2 separate regions of the Homo sapiens genome follow, and region 1 is linked to region 2. Evidence: read pairs that join two places in POLR2A ChIA-PET (ENCODE). Cell type or tissue: OCI-LY7. All regions are shown on one strand.

Region 1 (8,000 bases), 300 kb after region 2:
GCTAAGAGAGGGAAAAAATGTTTATGTTTTGAAACTTTATTATGAGTTTTTTATTTAAAGACTTACTTAAATCTAGAAAAAGGGGGTAGAGGTTAAATTTCATATCGTGCACTACAACTTCTGAACCTTCCTAGTAATTTCTGGGCTTTCCTTTCTTTGTAGCATTGCTTTGTTCTCTTAGCCATTGATAGATATTGAGAAGTTGTCCTTGAACCTGTCATTATTTTTCTAGCTCTTAACTGGGGCTGCCTTCCCCAGTTGTCTTCTCTCTGTAGTGGAGGTGTGGTAGTCTCTACACTGATTTCACGGGCACCTTGAATCTAGAACTTATGTTAGCCTCTTCTACTCCGTTTCAGCTTTGGATAAGCATAGCATTCAGCAAAGCTTCCCAAGGAGTTGGCTGGGCCAGAGGTTGCAATGAGTGGGAGCTCCCGACTGGAGTCCTGCCTCTGGCACAGGTTCTACCTGGACTGCCAAACCTTCTGGTGCTTTGGGGTACGAGCACCGGTCTTTGCCCCACTACCCACAGCCCCTGGCCCGCTTGCTGCTTCGAGTTACTGTAGTTCAGCCTGATTTGGGTAGTTCCTGTGTACACTGAGGATTCAGAAGACAAAGTCAGACTTTAATTAGAATAAGCCCATTTGCCACATATGGAAATCTTGTTCAGTTAGAATGGAGTAATTCTGATGGAATCTTTCTAAGTGTGTTCATAAATCCTGTCCTTTTGCTTGAGTTTAAAATTTGCATGTTTATTCATGTTCCTAAGTGGATTACTACTGCAGATCAGCTGCCAGCCATGTCTTATTTATATAATTAGTTGTAGCTCATTAGTTAAAGATTAACAAAACGAAGTACATATTTTGAGTGTTATAGATTTCTTCACCTATTCTATGGGTGCAAGCTGCAGGCCAGTTGTGTAAAAACAGCAAGTTTTGTTATCTTAGATATCTGACTCTCAGAATATCTTTTAGAGCAAGCTTGTCCATCCTGCAGCCCACGAGCCACATGTGGCACAGGATGGCTTTGAATGCAGCCCAACACAAACTTGTAAACTTCCTTAAAACATTATGAGACTTTATTGCAATTTTTTTAAAGCTCATCAGCTATCGTTAGTGTATTTTATGTGTGGCTTAAGACAATTCTTCTTCCACTGTGGCCCAGGGAAGCCAAAAGATTGGACATTCCTTCTTTAGAGGTTTATTTTACCCACGGTTTTCTTCTGATATTTGTACGATTTGGTTATGGTAGTGTAGGAAAGGCCTGTTGCGGGGTCTTACCGAGCTCTGTTCTACCGTATTACATGAGATCATAGTGTGAGGGCATGATAGGCCCTTGGTAAGTCTTGTTTGAAGTGCTTTTTTATTTAGCTGAATAAAAGGTGGGAGGCCTAATGTCCGGGGTGATAGGCTGGGAAGAGGAACTTCCCCTTTTGTCTTCAGTAGGAATTGGGAATATCTGTGAGTGAAACTACTAAGTTCTGATGATTTTTATTCTTCTTAGCTTCCATTTTATGTGATTGGGAACAGAGTTTGGCAATTACATAGTTTGAAATAGTGTTTAAAATTATTTATTGGAAGCTCTTATGGACGTGTCTGACTTATTTAATACATTTTAGAAATTGGTACATGTGCTGTAGATGATTACTATTGGGCATGTGTGTGGGTATTCTTTTAACCAATAAGCTTAGCATTCATAGGAAATACAACCATGGTGGGAGCTTAGTAGGTGATCTGAAATGAGCAGTGTGAGAATTGTGGAATTTCCAAATATGCAGTGTTTGGTTTCTTCGGAACAGGGTTTCTAAACCTCACCAGTATTTTCGCTTTAGGCAGGATAATTCTTTGTTGGAGGGGACTGTCCTGTGCATTGTAAGATGTTTAGTGGCTTCCCTGGTTTTTGTGTATTACATGCCAATAGTGTGCCCACCCCCCACTTCACTTGTGATGACCAAAAATGTTACCAGATGTTGCAAGATGTCACCTGTGGGTACAAAATTGCTCCCTGTAGAGAACTAGTATTTTGGAATAGTGATTCCCATAGGCATGTGATGGACCAACTCATCAAAATCACTTTGTTGTTGTTGTTGTTTTTTCTTCTATACATACAGCTTCCAGGGTGAGATCTTTGAGTAGCAGTCTGTGGACAGACTGAATGAATAGCCAAGCAAGAATTTGTTGTTTAAGTGGGAATGGCTGTTGGTTGGCTTAAATTTAAATATGTGTTGAGGCGGGGCATAGTGCAGTGGCTCACGCCTGTAATCCCAGCATTTTGGGAGGCTGAGGCGGGTGGATCACCTGAGGTGAGGAGTTCAAGATTAGCCTGGCCAACATGGTGAAACCCCGTCTCTGCTAAAAACACAAAAATTAGCCGGTGTGGTGGTGCACACCTGTAATCCCAGCTACTCAGGAGGCTGAGGCAGGAGAATTGCTTGAACCCAGGAGGCGGAGGTTGCAGTGAGCTGAGATCTTGCCACTGTACTCCAGCCTGGGCGACAAGAGCAAAACACCGTCTAAAAAACAAAAGCCCAATAAATGTGTATTGAGCTGCACATAAAGAGATTACCAATTAAAGAAGGTTTTAGAGACAAAGTATAAAATTTCATAATTGTGATTTGATTAGTAGTGGTGATTTTTTTCCCCTTTTACTTACTATGAGTTATAGTTGTGTGTTTTTCAAAATTTGGAAATAACTACTAATAAAGTTCATAATTATTTTAATCTAGGTTTTGAGAGATTACCTGAAGTTGCACTCAAAAGCAAGATATACTACTAACTTTGAAATGGAATAAGGTGAGTTGGTGGATTAGTTCCAAAGTCACATTGCAGGGAGGAAATGTCACTCAAACTGTCATTCTTAGAAGACCTGCTATTTGGCCAGGCGCTGTGGCTCACGCCTGTAATCCCAGCACTTCGGGAGGCTGAGGTGGATGGATCACCTGAGGTCAGGAGTTTGAGAACATTCTGACCAACATGGTGAAACCCTGTCTCTACTAAAAATACAAAAATTAGCTGGGTGTGGTGGCACACACCTGTAATCTCAGCTACTTGGGAGGCTGAGGCAGGAGAATTGCTAGAACCCAGGAGGTGGAGGTTGCAGTGAGCCGAGATTGTGCCATTGCACTCCAGCCTGGGGGACAGGGCGAGACTCCATCTCAGGGAAAAAAAACAAAAACAAAAACAAAAACAAAAAACCCTGCTCTTTATAGCAGAATTTTGATTTATCAAATGTCCGATATTTTCTGCCCACTGGCTTTTCCCTTTTTGAAGTGGAAAAGGAAAATATGGGAAATGCTTGTGCAGTTTTAGTCATTGATTTCTGAATTCATTGTTGTCATCTTTGCAGATGAAATAGTTTGGATAATTTTCTGGCTACTTAAGAAGGTTTTCTGTTACATGTTTATGTTTTCCCTCCATAGTGAATGCATTTAAAATCTTCTCTATGTTTCTTGAAATTAGGTGAGAGCTTATACTTCAACCCATGTTCTAAGAATCTTGTTAACTCTAATGCATTGGTGTATAGTTTGGGGTGCCAGGCTTTTCCTGAATAATTGAGAAATGATCAGATGATCTACCCTTTGACTGACGTATACTGGTATATGCATTACTATTGCTCTTCGAGTGACTGTACTGGCTTACTCATTTCTTAAACATTTTAAACAATTACAAAAGGATATTCTTTTATTGAGAAAAACAACAGCTTAATGCAGATTAAGGGAGACGTATTTTATACAGGCCAAAAATACTGTCATATGTTAAATTCTGGGGTTGTATAGGTTTCATTATACTTAACCTTGATCTCAGCCAGATGCTGAAACAAAGACCTTGGAGTTTTTCTCATTTGTTGCTTTGTCAGAAGAAAATTTCCTAAGGAGTCAGCTCTTCTGGAGTGACTGCATCCTATAACGGATGGTCAAGTTATCTGACCATCTCCCCTCCATAAACCTTTGTGCAGAGCTTAGGGGATGGGTAATTGGAGCACTGCTTTTAAAGTGGCTTGCTATTTGTGACCTTCCTTGAATTTCAGTAAGGGAAATTTGGGAATCATTATCTCTGAAAATGTTTTTAAAGTACATTAGGGCACTTTTCTGGGTTACATTTATTTGACCGTTCCCAGCATCATTCTTCTTTAATAGAGGTGGAATCTAAGATTTTTAGATATCTGTAATTTTTAGCCATTTGAAAAATCCAGGCTTATAATAGCAACACAACTGAAAAACTGTCTTTGAAAACATAACATCTTTGGAACTGCCAAGAATTGCTTAATGGTGAAGCAAGCAGCCTGCAGGAATGCTCTGTGAATGTAGCTCTGCTCTGGTACTTCGAGAGGGAAGAAAAGTCAGTACATATTATTGAGTGCCCTGTGATTTTTACCTCAATCTTGGAAGCTGTTTTTCTAGATATACTTTTTTTTTCCCTCCAGAATAGCTATATGTTATTGAAATGTGCACCTTCAGTGCAGTTCTCAAATGTCTTAATTATTTTTTTTTTTTTGAGATGGGATCTCACTCTGTCTCCCAGACTGGAGTGCAATGGCATGATCTCGGCTCACTGCAACCTCTAACTCCCAGGTTCAAGCGATTCTCCCGCCTCAGCCTCCCAAGTAGCTGGGATTACAGGCGTGTGCCTCCACACCCAGCTAATTTTTGTATTTTTAGTAGAGATGAGGTTTCGCCATGTTGGCTAGGCTTGTCTTGAGCTCTTGACCTCAGATGATCGGCCTGCCTCGGCTTCCCAAAGTGTTAGAATTACAGGCGTGAGCCACCATGCCCGGATGTATTAATGGTATTTTAATAATAACTCTTGGTTGATAAACTTAAACATGACAGTTTTGAGCAGGCACCTTAAGTTCTGTATACTACCGTGAGGCCAGGCACTTGTTTAGCTTCTGTGTCATACAGCTACCCCTTGTATTTTGTTCTTTTTTTTTTTAGTATAATAAATCTATAGTTTTATTAACACAGAAACTGATAGTGTGGTATGAGGTTTACGTTTAAACAAAGTTTTCACAGAAATCTAACACATGCCTAAAAAGATTTTACAATCTAGCTCTAGATGCAAGTCCAGACAATATCAAGAACTGATGGATCTCATGACTCAAGACAGAGCATTTTGGGTTTCAGTTACTTGTTAGGATTTCTTAAAAATGGTTTTTGTTTTTTTTTTATGGGTTTTAATACACCTTGTCTTTTGAATTGAGTTGCTTCGTTTGATAACTTGAACCTCTGGGCACTGAAATATCTTCTTTTAATAGAAGTGATATCTGGTAATGCTGGTACAGTATCTCTAATAGGTCAGGTGGGAGATTCTTCTGTTATACATCCATTCTTACTCAGGTCTCCTCAGGCAACACAGGAGGAGGCCATGACTCAACAGTTCTCCCAACCTGTTGGTGACATGACTCTTCGCCTTCTAAGTGTATACTTCCTTCCTAAGTGCTATTTCTCTACTTAAGGGATATCTAAAACAATTTCTATACTCTAAAAGAAAGAAAAATCTACACACACACACACACACACACACACACACACGCATGCACACACACACAACCTTGTATATATATAGTTTTATGTGTACCTTATTAAATCCATCATTCTTTTTTAAATTATTTTTTGAGCAGCATTATTCTAGAATATAAATACTGAATTGAATAAGCATACTTTTTTCTTTTCCTTTAAACACACTTTTAAAATACAGTTTTTAAAATTAAATAGAAACATGGTCTCACTGTGTTGCCCAGGCTGGTCTGGAACTCCTGACCTCAAGTGATCCTTCTCCGTTGGCCTCCTGAAGTGCTTGGAATAAAGGCATGAACCACCGTGCCTGGCCTGCATGTAACTTTCGACTCCTCCAGAACTTAACTACTAGTAGCCTACAGTTGACCAGAAGCCTTACCAATAACATGAACAGTTGAATAACATGCATTTTGTATGTTATATGTATTATATACTGTGTTGTTACAATAACATAAGCTAGAGAGAAGAAAATGTTATTAAGAAAATCCTATTGGGAGGCCGAGGCGGGTGGATCACGAGGTCAGGAGATCGAGACCATCCTGGCTAACACGGTGAAACCCCGTCTCTACTAAAAATACAAAAAATTAGCCGGGCGAGGTGGCGGGTGCCTGTAGTCCCAGCTACTCGGGAGGCTGAGGCAGGAGAATGGCGTGAACCCCAGGGGGCGGAGCCTGCAGTGAGCCGAGATTGCGCCACTGCACTCCAGCCTGGGCGACAGCGAGACTCCGTCTCAAAAAAAAAAAAAAAAAAAAAAAAAAAAAAAAAAGAAAATCCTAAAGAAGAGAAAATATATTTGCTATTCATTAATGGAAGTGGATCATAAAGGTCTTTATCCTCATTGTCTTTGCATTGGGTAAGCTGATGAGGAGGAGGGAAAGAAGAGATTGGTCTTGCTGTCTCCAGTGGCAGAGGTGGAGGAGGAGGAAGGGGAGGCAGGAGAGGCAGGCACACTTGGTGTAACTGTTATTGAAAAAATCCACTTTTAAGTGGACATGCACAGTTCAAACTCGTATTGTTGAAGGGTCAACAGTGCTAGACAGTTTTATTTTCTAAATGCTAACTATAATACAGTATAAAAATACTAAAAATGTATAGTAGCTAGGGGATGATTAGAGAATCTTCCTTTCATCTTTGGCTGTGACTAGTTTGAATTGAGTTTGACATGGCCTGAGGTCACTTCAGAATTATTTTGTTACACGTTTTTATTATCCAAAGCCCATTTCTTTGTTCTTAAAGAAGAAAATGATAGGAAATCCTTTAGCCTAACAAACATTTTTATCAGCCAGTAGAATGGTGATCTGACTCTTTCGTATTTACTAATGCTGTTGTACCCTTTTTCTCTTCAGTAGGAACAACTTATTCTCACTCAGCTTTTATTTTTATGTTCTCCAGAACATAAGAGAGCAGCTGCCCATGCCAAATAGTTACCTCTTTTAAACTCATTCTACTGGAGCAAATGGTAAGAGGTATTTGAATTAAGTTGTCTTTGGAGGGGTGTGCCTTATTTCTTAATACCTGATTATTTTTTTGGGCCCAGATCTGCATGGGTATGATTGTCTATAGTAGTATATTGTAATTTTATAATGGTACCATGTTGCCCACTTTCTTGACTGTCTCATATATTTAAAATTTGCTAATAGTGGATTTGAACAAAAGTCTAAAGGAAGGAATCAGAAAATAAAGAAGAGAGAACATGAACTATGTGGATGTAGTTGGAGGTCAGGGTAGGAATTGTGCAGAGCTCAGCCCCACCCCCTACTGTCCCTATTTGACTTAAAAAGTTGGGTGACATGAGCATTTTTGAAGACCTGGCTTCTGAGACAGCAGGTCACACGGCAGAACTGGAGAAGAAGCTTGGGAGAAGCTTGCATTTGCCAGTTGATCATGAATTGCTAATGTTTCTCGAAGGGCTTAGGAAACAGTGATGGGGATTTTATTTTAAAACCTGGACTTCATTTTAATGTTTGTCAATCCCTCAGCATATTTTATATATAAGAGGAAGTTGTAAATGTCTTCACTAGTATTTAAGTGCCTTTCCCCAAAACCATGTATGGAAAATTAAGGCCATATGGTGGGTAAAGTCTTAAATGTGGGGAAGTTCAGCATGCCACGTTCTGGAGCTTTTGGTGCTCCTGCGGGGAGGGCTTTATTGTATCTTTTTGGAAAAGATTTTTAATAAGCAGGAGAATGTAGCGTTGAATGTCCTTGGCTTGAAGGCCATTACTACTCACATCTGCACAAAATGGGCCAAGGTCTTCAGTGAGTAGATGATAAGGGAAACACAGTGGTATGGGTGGGCAGCCCTTCCGCCTGATATCAGCCTCTCAGAGCAGGGGTGTTTCCTGAACCGTTGCTGTCTCAGCACATGACTAGCCTTGAGTTCTGCCTGTAATAGTTTCCTTAATTAAAACGGTCTGATTGGCACTCTGGATGAGCGTTCAGTAGGTTAAATAGTGAATGGTTGCTGTAGAGCTAACGGACTTTGTTT
Region 2 (8,000 bases):
GCTTCTGAGCAGCATCCTTCTGCCTCTGCTTAGCAGCTCTGCATTTGGTGGATTGCTGTTGTGAGTCATTCATCCAGCACTGGGCCTTTTAAGCTGAAGATTCACCCAGTGTCTAAAGTTGTCCTTTTCTTATAGCTAGCTTTCAAGCATCTTTCCTCCTAAATAAATATGTGACTTGAGAAAAAGGTAATAATGATTTTGTCAGAATTCTTTGAATTTATATTTACTAGCTACTTAACCATAAACTGCTGTCCAGATTGTTAATTTCATTTATATTTATTTTAATTAATTTGTCATGAATATGGACAAAGCCTTTTCTGGGGTGTGTGTGTGTGTGTATGTTTGTTTTTTAAGTCGTCATTATTCATTCGTATTCTTTTTCTGTGTAATGTAATCATATAAAGTTACTTTGGACAGAGACCCAGTTAATTTTCTCTTTTGATAGGATACATGGTTTAGATAAGGTATAAAGTGTCCCTTTTTATTCTAGAGGCTTTTCCTTTAATTCAGAGATTAGTGGAGATAATAACGTCAGTCAAGGCTAATGTGGTACATGGAACTTGCTAATGGAGGTTGGACATTCTGTTTCAGTCTTACATGGATATTGTTTCATTGGTGTTGAGGAAGAAAAAAATTAGATACTACCATGCATTGGGACAGCATAATTCTAATATTACATTGAATATGGCTTTTTAAAAATAAGTATTAAAAAGCCAATCGTTTTCTCCATTTATCTATCTTTTTTGTTTGTTTTTAATTTGGTTGATTGATATGCACCCAGGCCGTCTTATTTTTACTTGTTAAATGTCTGTCTAGGAAGAACTGTGATTGGAAAGGAATTAATTATTATACAAATAAATCTGGTAGGATATGAGTGGAGTAAGTTTGCTTGAAACAGAAGTATATTTTCTACTTTGAATCACCTCACCAGAGTCATCTGTCAAGAATTATGTATAACAATTTATCTTTATTGCCTACATACAACATACTTTTTCTGAATTAAGATAACTTCTATTTGTGAGTTGAACTTCATTATCTGCCATTTTGTGGAATCAACCTTACATTCTTTGGTGGAACTAGAGCTGATTGTCACCACAAGGTTATATGACAACTCTGTTCTAAGACTTATACCTATTATATAGGGTTATACCTTTTTTCTTATGCCTCAGCTCTGTACCTGACAATTTATGATTCAGTGGAGCCAAGCTAGAAGGAACAAAGGTCATCTAACACTGTGATGGGGATGAATTCCTGAGTTTTACCTGCACAATGAGGTGGTGCCCCGGAATTCACAACAGAGTAGTGATAGAGCATAAGATGGCTGCTCCAGATGACTCTTGGGTTTAGTGTACTTGTGATTGAACAAGATTTTTTATCTATGAAGCTTGATTCTACAACCAAAATAATAGAAATGGGGGGGGGGGGGGGAATCATGTCTGCTTATGCTTTTTAAAAGCTTATAGTTTAAGTAAAAGTAAAATGTAAAAACTGATTAAACCTATACAAGTCTGGCAATGAGCTCTGCATGAGGAAATGGAAGGAGGAATATTGAAAATGATTCTAGGAAAGTGAACGTAAGAAAGGAAAATGGGTTTTCCTTTTCTGATCATGGGCTCTGGAAAGTATTCATGGCCTTTACCAGCATTCAGTATAAACCAGAGATAAGGACATATGTACTTACGTGTGTCTGTGAGTGTGTGTGTGTCTGAGTGTTATTCTGAACAGCTTGTAAATATTGTAGTTGTTTAAAATGGAAAATAAAAGCTGAGTTCTTTTGGCAAATATATTGCATCAAAAATACAGTATTGACAGTGGATAAAACACTGAGGAAATAAATTTTTTTTCATTTTGCCTTCTGTCCATTTTTTGTCAAACTGAGAAAAATTAGAGTACACTATATTAAGTTCTGTATGGCATGTTCACACTTGGTTCTGAAATCATTTTAAACAAGCTTTGGCCTGTAAACATGTGCTTCAACTTGCAATAGATCAAAAGCGTACATCATACTTCATGTTAAAACATGGTCTGTTTCACACTTTTCTTAGTGCAAGGGTTGTAGTTTGTCTTCTGAATTTATCTCGATGTTACATATTAACAATATTAGATAGAACATGTAGGATAAAAATGTTCAATCACAGACTAAACTACAATACAGAAAATGGAAAGAACATTTGGATTATGGTCATCAAAGGCAGGTACAAACTTGTTTGGTATATTTGCAGTGTGTACTAACTCAGTGATTTCACATATAATACAGAAAATGCAAGCTAATTTACAATGAGAATAGACATATTCTTGATTAAATCACTTATAATCCTTTAATGCATCATTTTAACTATTTATTAGTAAGAACCAGAACCAGCAGGATACAGATTATATGCCTTTTGCATCAGAGTCCAAATAATTTGCTATCTATCTTTCCTCTGGGGTCACAGTGGCATAAAACATCTTCAAAGAAAGGCATTCCCTGGATTAGTTGCATTCCTCGTAGAGCCAGAGATTCAAAGGGCTGTTGACGTGAAATTTAGGTCCCATAAAACTTCTTCCTTATTCTTTTTTTTAATCCAGATCCTGCACAACCTTATTCTTAAAGTGCAGTTTATGTAAGATTTTTCCTCCTAAAGGATCCAAAAATGTTTCGCTGAACTGTAGCCAATGAATCTTGCCATGTTAGGTGTGTTTTCCCCTGGGGAAGGGTGGAAAGCAACACTTTGTGAAGTAAGGGCATGACAGAATGGTGGCTTCCTGGGTATATAAGCACTTACTTATATAAAATATTTATTCTTAGCCTGAGCAATAGAGACCCCTTTTCTACAGAAAAACTTGAAAATTAGTCGAGCACAGTGGTGTGTGCCTGTAGTCCCAGCTACTTGGGAGGCTGAGGTGGGAAGATTACTCCGCCAGGAGGCGAAGGTTGCGGTGAGCTGAGATTGCACCACTGCACTCCAGCCTGGGTGACAAAGTGAGATGCTGTCTCCAAAAAAAAAAAAAAAATTTTTCCTCCATAGGTGCTTATCCAAGGCAACTAAATATAATTAAGCTTCATCCTTGGGAAAATGTAATTTAATGCAAGAGGATCCCAAGGTTGCTTTGCAATTTCTCAAGCATTAACAGCAAATAACTGGAGATGAATCTACCTTGTCTGTGAAACTTTTAAAGATGCCATTCAGTTTCAGTGCCCAGTGAACCATGCCAAAAGGGGAAAGTCATCTTTCAGTCCGAGGTTCCTTTTTTCTTATGAGAGCACTATTTACGGATACAGAAGCAACCGGCCCATATAAAAATACTCCACATCTGTGGCCTCATCTTAAAGCAAATATTCTTGACCTGTCTTTATCATATAAAGTCAACATTCCAGGATAGCACTGAACTTAACCAGATACCCAGTAGTGCCTCTGTGTGTTTGTAATACAGTTGACCCTTGAACGACGCAGGGATTAGGGGTGCCAACGCCCGGCACAGTTGAAAATCTGCATATAACTTTTGATTACCCCGAGTCAACTCCTGTGAACAAAGGCTATCTTGAATTTGGAGGAAAGAGACTATTTCAGTGAGATACAGAAATAAATACAGAGACTTTATTTTTGTGAGATACAGAGATTTGGCTTGGCAGTTATTTTCTTTCTGCAGTTCAAAGGAATCATTCCACTGTCTTCTACCTTTCATGATTTTTTTAGTCTTGTTGCTCTTTTAAGGGCAATGTATTTTTAATCCTCCAATTATTTTTGTCTTTGATTTTTAAAGCTTTCCATATAGTGCCTGTGTGTAGTTTTCTTTGTATTTATCTTGCCAAAGTGTTTTTTATTATCACTGAATCTTGGCCATTATCTCTTCAAATATTCCTTCTGCCATATTATTTTTCTCTCCTCCTCTCACACCACAATTATACACATATTTTACCATGTCCTTTATCTCATGTTCTTTTCTGAATTTCCTATCTTTGGTCTCTCCATATTTAGTTTAAATATTTTATTCTACATATCTTCCAGTTGTTATTTTTCTTTCATCATCTGTATCTAATATTCTGCTAAACTGATCTATTGAGTTATTAATTTTAATTTGTATATTTTTCAGTTCCAGAATTTGCATTTGATCCTCTAATATATTTCCAGTTACCTGCTGATGTTCTTGCTCACTATTTAATTTATTAAACATATTAACTACAGTTAAAGCTCATATATGATAATTCCAACATCTGGGTCTCCTGTGATTCTGTTTCTGTTGTTTTTTTTTTCCCCCTCTTGTTTCTCTGTTTTGTCTTTTGTCTGTGTATTTCTGATTGAATACCAGACACTGGTATTCATTCAGAATACATTCTGATTGAATGCCAGACACAGTATATGAAAATCTGTACATAATTGAGGCTGTAGATGTTATAATCTTCCTCAAGATGATCTACTTTTACTTTTGGCAAACAAGGTAGGAAATAAGGGAATGAGCTGTTTGGAAGATGATCTTCAGCCTTCTGAGAACTGATCTGTTTCTCTTTTACTACTAGGGTGTAGCCCTTTAGATATACAAACTTAAAGACTGGGTTTCATCTTTGGCGGGCCCTGAATTGTAATTACAAACACCCCAGCCTTGTGAAAGTCCAAAATCACTGCTCAGTTTCTCAGCCACTGCTTTCAAATTGGCAGATGTGGCACTGAAACCATCCCCAAGAAAACTTTATAAAATTGATTAAGGGAGAAAATAAAATTCAACTAGGTTTGCAGTACAATGAGCAGTAATCATTAAGCCAGCTTGCCCTTTGGCCTACTTCCCTGTAGCTGGCCGCTGCTTACTACCCCAGGAAAATGTAGGCCTTGTCACAAGACTTTGTTCTATAGCTAAAATCTAAGAGTTTCTCCTTTAGGTTTTGCATATCAACGAAACTACTGACACCGGCTGGCTGAAGGGCCCCGTAAGAAGCTGACTCATGGAAGAATAGTTTCCATATCCTATGATTTCATCTCTTTACCAGGACCAATCAACAACCCCAATTTTCCAGCCTGTTGTCCTCCACCATCCCCTTAAAGACACGCCCAGAACCCCTCGAGGGAACAGATTCATGGCTTGAGAATTCCCCTCCATTTTCTCATCCAGCAGCCTTGGATTATTAAATTCCAATGTTGCTGCAGTTCCCGTTGTCAGTGTAGTATTGATCTGTTGTCGCCCAGCGGGCATACAAACCTGGCAGTCCTGTTACAACACCAAATACCAGTCTTCCCTCTCTGGGCTTCCTTCTCTCTGGGGTCTTGGCCCCTAAAGTCGTAGTTACTGCGGTAGCACTCCAACACCTTCAAGTATATTTTTATGCTTTGTACAGCTTTCCTCATTATTTTTGATTGAAGGGTTGATCTGAAACAAGCTAACCTCTTGTCAAGTCTTTTCTTAATGTCAGTTGGCATCCTCACCCATCTATTACAACATCTAATTACTTAAACTTTGACTTGCCTTTGCCTTGACTTTACTGGCTATATTCTTTCATTTCAGATTCAGCCATGCCTTAGTTGCTAGCTAGCCTACTGATTGTACCCAGCCACTATTGGAGGGTTAGAGTAGTGAGAGGAGTGCACAGGGTTTTGTGGTACAAACCAATCCACTTGAATAATGGGAGCTGAGGGAAAACAAGATCAGTGGCCTCCAAAGTGGGTGTGGGCATGGCAGCTATCTGAAATCTGTGTCCCACCCAGTCCAAAATGTATCATAGAGGTAGGCCAGACACCTCAGGTAAAGCAGAGATGTCTAGACCAGTGACACATACGCAGGATCTGACCAACATTTTGTACTCTTGCAGGCTCTGGTTAGATGACAGAGTCACATTACTCATGATTTCAAGATCAGTGTTTTTTGTTACAGCACAGTGAGTTTTTTCCTGTTCACTTTTCTAGGCAGTGATTTTCCTGGCCTAAGGTCTTTTTTTTTTTTTTTTGAGATGGAGTCTTGCTTTGTTGCCCAGGCTGAAGTGCAGTGCACAATCTCGGCTCACTGCAACCTCTGCCCCCCAGGCTCAAGCAATTCTCCTGCCTCAGCCTCCTGAGTAGCTGGGATTACAGGCATGTGCCACTACGCTTGGCAAATTTTTTTGTATTTTTAGTAGAGAGGGGTTTCACCATGTTAGCCAGGATGGTCTCGATCTCCTGACCTTGTGATCTGCCTGCCTTGGCCTCCCAAAGTGCTGGGATTACAGGCGTGAGCCACCGTGCCCGGCCTGGCCTAAGGTCTTATTAACTCTCCTCCATTTCAGACATGACCCCCTGTGGAGTTATAGCTGCAACAATAGCAGAGACAGGATTTAGCCAATGCAGGGTGCTTTTCCAGCCCTAGCTTAACCTTTCCATTCATTCTAAATGAAATAAAATCTCCACAGGTAACCCAAGGACTGAAATAGGCTTCAGGTAAGAAGTGAGTGAACTTTGTATTTTTCCTGAGCTTGGTGGAATGAGTGTTTGGAAAAGTTAAATGGTTTAACTACTGAAAACCACCCAGGCCACAGGCATATGATTCATTTTGTGTGACCTTAGACTTTTTCTTGGAAGATTTGGGGCCAGAAAATAGGAAGCCAAAAATAGCTTCATTGGGATCAAATATTTTTCTTTCTGGAAACCAGAAAACTATTCAGTTCTGTAAGTTCCAACAAGTTCCTCATTAACATCACTATTTCTCTACCTATATTAAGTCACCCCCTTGAAATTCGGGTCACAAAGGCAACCTACAGGTAATGTGGGTCATGGATGAGAGGGCCAATGAAAAAAATGATGGCAGCCGGACACAGTGGCTCACGTCTGTAATCCCAGCACTTTGGGAGGCCAAGGCGGGCAGATCACTAGATGTCGGGAGTTCGACACCAGCCTGACCAACATGGTGAAACCCAATCTCTACTAAAAATACAAAAATTAGCCAGGCATGGTGGCACAGGCCTGTAATCCCAGCTACTTCGAAGGCTGAGGCAGGAAAATCACTTGAACCTGGGAGGCAGAGGTTGCAGTGAGCTGAGATTGTGCCATTGCACACCAGCCTGGGTGACAAAAGCAAAACTCCATCTCAAAAAAGAAAAAAGAAAAAAATGATGGCTAGTGAAACATAGGGGAAGCATTGGCGTCTCCAGTAATTAGATGGCTTGGCATAACACCAAGGCTCACCTTTTCTCCTGGCTCACCTGCCATTGGCCACACAGCAAGCCTCATGGAAACTGGACATGAGGCCTTTAAAAATCCAAGATCCTCAGTCTCTTCTCTTCTAGATAACATGGAAAATAAAATCAAATTTGGGACGCATTTTTTCATAGGGAAATTTTTATTAACATTAACTCCTCAAAAGTACAAGGTGTGTTTTAGATAAAGGAGAAAGCTGACATAAGAGCTGGAATTAATGTGGATAGAGAGGGACAGATTGACTATCCAAATATGGTTGTTTTTAGGGTTTGTTAGGAGTTAGTACTTAAACTTGATTTTTTCAGAACCTAAAGGTTTTATAAACTTAATAATTTTTTTGAGAACCCAAATTAGCCTCAGAACCAACTAATGATAATAAAAGTAGTAGATCAATATGTTGATCAAAATGCCAGTTTATTAATTTACAGTTCTAGAGATTTAGGGCACTCCCAGCTTTCTGTCAGAAGATAACTGAGAGGCCACATTGGCATCAGAAGTTAATGAACACAGAGCACAAGGAAGTGTATTTTTTCTTCCTGTGTTGGGAAACACATGCTTTATTATTATTTTACTGTTCTAGTGATAGAGGTGAGAGACAGAGAAATTCTAGGCAGACGGGCATGTCCTGAGGAAACCTCACCTTCAAGTCAAATTAGCCTGAAACTCACAGCCCAAAGTGAGAACTAATATTCCTGTTTGCCTACCATCTCCTGATTGGTTCTTTCTGAGTAATGTCTTTTTACCAATCAAATGTTGCCTTTTCCAAAACTACCTACGGCCTGCCCCAGCCCCATCCTGTGCCGATAAAGACCCCAGACTCAACTTGTAGAGAGGAGAGATGCTGGACTTTGGAGAAGAGAGATG

What was found. Peaks named below come from ENCODE experiments on the same cell type or tissue, not always from the same donor. Only the 100,000 strongest peaks of a DNase experiment are listed, where the experiment ranks them.
Region 1: POLR2A ChIA-PET joins it to region 2 with 6 read pairs; 2 of 35 experiments call an interaction of 5 or more read pairs at or near these places.

What each region holds. Positions count from the first base shown.
Region 1 is chr14:71,411,226-71,419,225 of GRCh38, forward strand. The region is part of intron 2 of SIPA1L1 (signal induced proliferation associated 1 like 1); the gene reads left to right. Among named protein-coding and RNA genes, the nearest start is that of SNORD56B, 17 kb to the left of the region's middle. In OCI-LY7, no CTCF peak of the experiment used is centred here; no DNase peak of the experiment used is centred here.
Region 2 is chr14:71,113,531-71,121,530 of GRCh38, forward strand. It overlaps PCNX1 (pecanex 1), which reads left to right. Exons shown (of 36, transcript NM_014982.3): 36 at 1-1,852. Among named protein-coding and RNA genes, the nearest start is that of SIPA1L1, 200 kb to the right of the region's middle. RefSeq lists a silencer at 3,202-3,496. In OCI-LY7, CTCF peaks have their summits at 2,879 and 3,090; DNase peaks (open chromatin) are centred at 2,821 and 3,221; H3K4me3 peaks cover 2,952 bases; H3K27ac peaks cover 4,550 bases.